Linked DNA regions of Homo sapiens: all the other regions are linked to region 1. The links are chromatin loops, found by intact Hi-C in ENCODE. Cell type or tissue: PC-3. All regions are shown on one strand. Region 1 has its middle 13 kb from the start of THG1L. Region 2 overlaps ADAM19 (ADAM metallopeptidase domain 19). Region 3 overlaps CYFIP2 (cytoplasmic FMR1 interacting protein 2).

The links. A loop is a pair of places that touch in the nucleus more often than their neighbours do. Peaks named below come from ENCODE experiments on the same cell type or tissue, not always from the same donor. Only the 100,000 strongest peaks of a DNase experiment are listed, where the experiment ranks them.
Region 2: it touches region 1 in a loop (7-fold over the local background); 26 of 110 quality-filtered maps call a loop at or near these places.
Region 3: it touches region 1 in a loop (8-fold over the local background); 18 of 110 quality-filtered maps call a loop at or near these places.

Annotation. Positions count from the first base shown.
Region 1 is chr5:157,717,271-157,719,770 of GRCh38, reverse strand. No RefSeq gene overlaps it. Among named protein-coding and RNA genes, the nearest start is that of THG1L, 13 kb to the left of the region's middle. In PC-3, a CTCF peak has its summit at 1,088; a DNase peak (open chromatin) is centred at 1,090; H3K27ac peaks cover 1,966 bases.
Region 2 is chr5:157,475,907-157,478,406 of GRCh38, reverse strand. It overlaps ADAM19 (ADAM metallopeptidase domain 19), which reads left to right. Exons shown (of 23, transcript NM_033274.5): 23 at 1-1,103. Among named protein-coding and RNA genes, the nearest start is that of NIPAL4, 17 kb to the right of the region's middle. In PC-3, CTCF peaks have their summits at 1,081 and 1,291 (motif pointing right); a DNase peak (open chromatin) is centred at 1,276; H3K27ac peaks cover 187 bases.
Region 3 is chr5:157,365,533-157,368,032 of GRCh38, reverse strand. All of the region lies in intron 26 of CYFIP2 (cytoplasmic FMR1 interacting protein 2), which reads right to left. The region is part of intron 1 of NIPAL4-DT (NIPAL4 divergent transcript); the gene reads left to right. Among named protein-coding and RNA genes, the nearest start is that of FNDC9, 21 kb to the right of the region's middle. In PC-3, CTCF peaks have their summits at 915 and 1,126; a DNase peak (open chromatin) is centred at 1,092; H3K27ac peaks cover 455 bases.

The sequences.
Region 1 (2,500 bases):
AGACGGGGTTTCACTGTGTTAGCCAGGATGGTCTCTATCTCCTGACCTCGTGATCCTCCCGCCTCGGCTTCCCAAAGTGCTGGGATTACAGGCGTGAGCCACCGTGCCTGGCCAAGGGAAGCTTTTGTTTTTTAAAGCATCTCTGGAAAAGTTTCTCTTAAATCCCTGGCTCTTAGCAGCAGCCCACCAACCTTTGATATGCAAATACTGACCATTAGAAAGTGGGCCCACCCAAACATGGAGATTCCTGTGGCCTTCCTGCCCTTTCCCCACATGTTCCTGGCAACATGGCCACCTCCAAATATCCCCAGGAGTGTAGAACATCATGGCGCCCTACATTTGCATATTAAAAGGCTAGGGTGGGAGGGTCAGCTTTTTTACAGGCTACGTGAATGTCATGCCTAGTCAAACCAATCCCTTGAGCCCTGTGCAAATCAAACACCACCTCCAGCCTCTGCATATATACCTGGCTGGTGTCCCTGCCAGGTGGGGACCTCCTCTTTCAGCTTTGGAGCCCCCATCCCTGTGTCTCTGTATGGGGGAGCTTCTTTCTTCTGTCTTCTCCCTTCCTTCTTACCTATTAAACTCTCCGCTCCTTAAAAGCAAAAAAAAAAAAAAGAAAGAAAGAAAAAACAGGGTTTCCCCATGTTAACCAGGCCGGTCTCCAACTTGTGGGCTCAAGCTATCCGCATGCCAAAGCGCTGGGATTACAGGTGTGAGCCACTATGCCCGGCCCTGAATTCATGATTTTTAAAAATGTATTTTCCAGGCCCAGTGCGGCGGCTCATGCCTGTAACCTCAGCACTTTGGGAGGCCAAGGCGGGCAGATTGCTTGAGGCCAGGAAATTGAGACCATCCTGGCCAATGTGGTGAAACTCTGAGCTAAAAATACAAAAATTAGCCTGGCATAGTGGGGCATGCTTGTAAATCCCAGCTGCTCGGGAGACTGAGGCATGAGAATCGGTTGAACCAGGGAGGAGGAGCTTGCAGTGAGTTGAGATCTCACCACTGCACTCCAGCCTGGGCGACAGATCCAGATAATGTCTCAAAAAAATAAAGTGTATTTCCCAGCTCTGTCCATTGGGTGGAGATAAAATGACACTCCAGAAGCAGTAAGCATCCAGATCTTAACTTCAAATTACCATTCCCCATGAAAATGAAAATAAACTCCTTGAAGAAATGGCTGGCTCCACATTGTGGCAGAGGAAATTCTAGGCGAGCCTGGGACACTGTGTTGTCCCAGAAAGGAAGGAAATGCTCAGACTAATGAGTGTATCTCAAAAAAGATGAGCCAGCTTAAAGGGGTTCCCACTGGCCAAATATGCGATAATTTGGGCATTGATAAAAATAATAACTATAATTGATTGCAATTGTATTGCAATTGTATTGATAGTGCCTGTAATCTTAGCTACTTGGGAGGCTGAGGCAGGATAATCGTTTGAACCCAGGAGGCAGAGGTTGCAGTGAGCCAAGATAGCACCATTGCACTCCAGCCTGGGTGACAAGAGCAAAACTCCATCTTAAAAAAACAAAACAAAACAAAAACACACACGCCAAAAGAACATAATCAGACATATTCAGGATGCAGGGTATTATGTAAGATCACTGACTTGGCTTCTTCAAAAGTAAATTTTATCAAGAAGAACAATATCTTTGAACATGTGTCCTAGGAGAAAAAAGGAAAATGAAAAAGGAGGAGAAACAGGGAAGAAAGAAAAGGTAAGTGGAGGGCTGGGCATGGTGGCTCACGCCTGTAATCCTAGCACTTCGGGAGGCCAAGGCGGGTGGATCACTTGAGGCCAGGAGTTGGAAACAAGCCTGGCCTTGATGGGGAAACCCTGTCTCCACTGAAAATATAAAAATTAGCCAGCTTGGTGGCTCATATCTGTAATCCCAGCTATTCAGGAGGCTGAGGGAGGAGAATTGCTTGAACCTGGGAGGCAGAGTTTGCAGCAAGCCAAGATTGTGCCACTGCACTCCAGCCTGGCCAACAGAGCAACACTGTCTCAAAAAAAAAAAAAAAAAAAAAAAAATAGAAAAGGTAAGTGGGGACTGTTCCAGAATAAGAGATTTAAGAGACATAACAACCAAATACAATGCAAAACTCTTGACTGGATACTGGCCTAAAAACCATTAAAAACAGCTCTAAATTCACTGGGGAAATCTGCAATTACAAACAACCCTAGGTTTTAGTGGTTTGTAAAACAAAAGTTTATTTCCTGTTCAAGTCACTTGTACTGCCAGTTGACTATGGTTATATTCCTGATAGCTGTTTTGATCCCTGTGTCTTACCCCAAAACCCAGGAAATGATTAGAAAAGCTTCTACACCGCACAATGTGCATCTTGCTGCTCACAATATGTTTGCTGAAGCAATATGGCCAAGCGCTAAGATTATAGGGGAAGAGTGTGTCATCTTCCCATAGAGAAGAGGAAAGTGAATACTTTTGAGTAATAATATAATCTATTGCCACTCTTTATTAGTGGATACTAGGGAATTTT
Region 2 (2,500 bases), 240 kb after region 1:
TCAAAGCCCAGGCAGAAAAGGACTTTTCTTTTATTGGAAGAAGTAAACATGGCTAGAAAGAACCACGTTCAGGGAATGACGTTGTGCCCAGCCTTTTTTTTTTTTTTTTTTTTTTTGTCTCCAGGGGAGGGGCTGTTTGCTGGCTCAGGCTGAGGATGGCCCAAAGTCCAGGGTCTGGTGGGGAGGAGGGAAGCTTAACTCAAGTTTGGGTTAGTGAGTTAGCAAGCTCTTTGTGCAGATGGGGATGTAGGTAAATCTTTTTAAAAGTGAAATTAACCTCCTGCCAATTTTACAACCCAAGAATTTTTTTTTAAGGGCCTTGGAGCCATCTCTAAAACAAACCTCAAGGGATTTAGTGCCCTGTCTCCCTGTCTCTAGAAGCCTTAGCCTGGGCACCTGGCTCAATCTTGTAACTGCCTGCTAGCCATAGATTCCTTTCAGCCTTGCTGACTTCTCCCTATAAAAGTAAAGCCTTTTTCTGCCCCAGCTCTGAGACACTTGCAGATCTTAAGGTCTGAGACTTGCTGATTTTCTGGTTGGAGTGTTTTTTTGTATTGCCATAGTCCCTTCCCCCTGAAGCAATAGCCCCTCCCCACCTCCTGCAATACGCCTTTCCAATCTTTATTGGAAGTCTCTCCCTGCCTACTTCCTAATTTATTCTTATTTGACAGAGGGTATGGAAGACTTGCAATTTGAAAACTGGGGACCAGTTCCAAAGTCAGTAATTGTGTTAACCACGTGTATAACAGCTCTGCTGGACACCCAAGAAAGCCATGGGAACGCCAACTGGAAAGGTCCCCTTCCCCAGGGGAGCCTGCGAAGGAGAGGTTCTGTAGAATCCAAGCCCACATTTCCAAAGTCACCCCCAACGCGTCCTCTCACACCGTCCACTGTGCGTTTGTATGTGTCTGGGATCCAGGGCAATGTGAATTTTCTTTTTATTTGGGAGATTGTTCACGGAAAACAGATCTTCTTCTCTCTTGTCCACCTATTAATTGTTTACAATATTTGTACATCTATGCAAAATACTTGAATGGGCCATGGTGCCTTTTTTCCTTGTTAGTATTTAATTAAAAATGAATTGTTTGTCATTTGCAATGTTATCTGGTTTGGCAGCTCTTTATTGTGTGTTTGTTGTAATGTCCTACTGCTCAGATTAGATAGGATTCATGACGTGGACTTCAGAAAGAGTTCCCACAAGGATGGTCAGTTCAGCCTATAAAGCCTTCATGGTGGACCCTGAGCCACAGCAAAGCCTATGTTTTCCTATGACCAGTAGAGGGGGCTGTTTGTCTTTACACCTGGACGCAGGCTGCTTATTAAAGGCCTGAATGATCCTGAGATTCTTCGATATGTTTTTTCTCATCCTACACTACTGCATATAGAAGACAGCTGAGAGCCTCTGCTCACCTCCTCATCTTATTAAGGCAAGGGATCATACTTTAAAGAGGGGAGACACTTGCCCCAGGTCTCTTGGGCTGGGTAGGCAGGCACAGCCAGGGATAAGGTTGGGTGTGCTTTCTGATTCCAGAACCCTGCGTGATATCACAGCTCGTATTCATTAGTGCTTCCCAGTCCATAAAAGGATCCCACCCTTATTCTCTCATTGATCCCTACCTCAATTTTGAGGTTCTCTCAGAGAGATGGAGGATTAATAACCATGATCGAAGGTAACAGTTACTCAGTACAGTCGGCCCCCCATATCCGTGGGTTTCAAATTCATGGATTCAACCAACAGCAGGTTGAAATATTTGAAAAAAAAAAAAGTACAACCATAAAAAGTAATACAATTTAAAAATACGGTATAACAACGATTTACACAGCGTTTACATTGTATTAGGTATTATAGAAATCTGGAGATGATTTAAAGTATATGGGAGGATATATGTAGGTTATATGCAAATACTATACCATTTTATATAAGGGACTTGGCCATCCTTAGATTTTGTTATCCATGGGGGTCCTGGAACCAATCCCCTGCAGATACCAAGGAACAGCTGTATTTAACATACGTGAGCCACTCACTGCATGCTGTTTACAAATAAGGATTATCTCGTTTAATCTTCACAAAAACCCTGAGAGAGGCTTCTTGCTCTCTGATTTTACTTTTTTTTTTTTTTTTTAAGACGGAGTCTCTCTCTGTCACCCAGGCTGGGGTGCAGTGGTGCAATCTCAGCTCACTGCAACCTCCGCCTCCCGGGCTCAAGCAATTCTCATGCCTCAGCCTCCTGAGTAGCTGGGATTACAGGTGCCCACCACCACGCCTAATTTTTGTATTTTTAGTAGAGATGACCTCAAGTGATCCATTCGCCTCAGCCTCCTGAAGTGTTGGGATTACAGGCGTGAGCCACCGCACCCAGCCTGATTATATTTTTCTAACCTCTCATGGTTATGAGGTTGCCTATGGACCCTAAAGACATCTAAACACAAATGCTTTCACTACTAACATGCCTGCTCATGAAATTGCTTCCCACTCACACATCCCTACCTGGTTAAGAGG
Region 3 (2,500 bases), 350 kb after region 1:
TAATCCCAGCACTTCGGGAGGCCGAGGTGGGCAGATCACTTGAGGTCAGGAGTTCAAGACCAGCCTGACCAACATGGTGAAACCTCATCTCTTCTACTAAAAATACAAAAATTAGCTGGGTGTGGTGGTGCATGCCTGTAATCCCAGCTACTTAGGAGGCTGAGGCAGGAGAATTGCTTGAACCTGGGAGGCGGAGGTTACAGTGAGCCGAGATCATGCCACTGCACTCCAGCCTGGGCAACAGAGTGAGACTCTGTCTTAAAAAAAAAAAAAAAAAAAAAGTGAACAGAGGTCATCTTAGTGTGACAAAGTGGTTTTTGTTTTCTTTCTGCTTCTCTGAGTTTTCAATCAATGAATTTATTTCAATTATGTAATAAAACAATTAGAGGAAAGACATTAAAAGGTAGAAGTAGGAGACAGAAGGTCAGATGTGGAGATGGAACTGTTGAAAAGAACAAAAACAATCGGCAAAGCTCAGCTGGGCATCTGTCTGTACTGTAATACGCTAACCTTAAGGATCTTTGGACTCCAAGGCACATCTGGTTTTCATCCAGACTCCTGCACTAGCTGTAATGCTGGGAAAATCAGCTCCCTCTTGGGCCTCAGTTTTCCTATCTACAAAATTTGAGGTTGCACTAGATGAGCAGTTTCCAACAGGGGGAGGTTTTACCCTCCTAAGGAATATCAGACAATATCTAGAGACATTATTGGTTGCCACAATGAAGGGTACTACTGGAATATAGTCCAGAAATGCTGTTCAACATCCTATAAAGTCCAGGGCAACCCCCTAAAAGATTATCTGGCTCCAAATGTCAGTGGTGCTGAGGTTGAGAAACCAACCCTGGATGGTCTCTGGGGGCCTTTCCAGATCTGACTGGCATTCGGATCTGTGAGTTTGGGTCTAGACTCTCCTCACCTCTGGTGAGGGCAGTAATGCTCTCAAATGACTGACCGGAGTGTTTCTGTGGTCCACTCTAATAAGGAGAGAAGAAGTAACAGAGATGAAGGCAAAGAACACTCCAGGCAAGAGGCCTTGCAGTAAAAGGCAGACTAAAGGGCTCTGTCCTTCCCGGGGGACTCAGGCCTGCCTTCCCTCACACGTACAAATAGGTCCCTCTCCTGGTGTATGCTGGCATAACAAACAATGGCCGAAAGTCTAGAAAACCAAGCAAAATTTAAACAAAAACTTAGTGACTGCTATTTTCCCTAATGACCACTTTCTGATTTCCCAGGGAAGGAAATACTAGAGGAAACACTAGACATTAATAGAATTTCCTTTAAAAACCTGATACATATAAAAATACTTAACAAATGCTGATTTGTTTCAGATAAGATCCAACAAATATATTAAGAGGCTGCGATGACCAGACCATTTATGGATACAAGATAAATGACAGACATAGCACTACCACTACAGATTGCAGGAAGAAGGTCTTTTCAAGAAGTGGTGCCAGAACAATCTGGAAATAAAAGATTTATACTTCCCATTAAACACAAACATCAATTCTAGGTGAATAATATGGACTTAAAGGTCTGTTTAGCGTTGAAAGACTAACCTCTAAAACTTTCAGAGGATAGCCCATCTTCACGCGTTAGAGTAGGAAAGGTTTTCTAAACAAATCACAAAACCGTAAGGGAAAAAAATAACTACACTAAGCCTCAAGAACTTCTATTCACCAAAAGACAAGCCAGAGTAATAGATCTGCAATACATGTATCCATAGTATATAATGGCCACAAATCCATAAGAAAGATGACTTAAAAAGGCAAGAATGTTGACCAGCACTTCACAAAAGATGGTGTCCAAATGGCTAGTAGCATGTGGAAGGAGAATCAGCATCATTAGGGAAATCAAAATCATAATGAAACATGACAGCCCCCCCAGAATGGCTATGATTAAAGAGGGACAAATTGTTTATGAGGCTGCAAAGAAATGATAACTCTCATACACTGCTGAATGGGAGTATAAATTGGTACAATTTGAAAACTGCTTTGAAGCTAACCTAATAGGTATTTCCCTAATAAAAACAGGAGCATCTATACACCAAAACACATGTACAAGAATATTCATGACATCATTATTCATAATAGTACCAAACTATAAACAACCCAAATGTCCACCCACAGTAAAACGGATGATTCAGTTAGTCTGTTCATGCAATGAGAATACTAGAGTAACTGATTCGGTAATAAAAAATGGATCATCTACAACATGGATGAATCTCAAATGTAATGTTGAATGACAGAGGTCAGAAAGGAAAGGGAAAACATACTAGATAACTCTACATGAAGTTCAAGGACAAGCAACACTATCTCTGGAAATAGAACTCGGAACTACGATTCCTTGCGGAACACTGAAGAGGGCATGAAAGAACCATCTATGGTACTATAAATGTTCTGCGTCTAGACCTGGGCTACATGGACATGTGCCTTCATCAAGCTGTACACTTAAGATTTATGCATTTGACTGTAATACATTAATTGAAACCACCAGAACACCC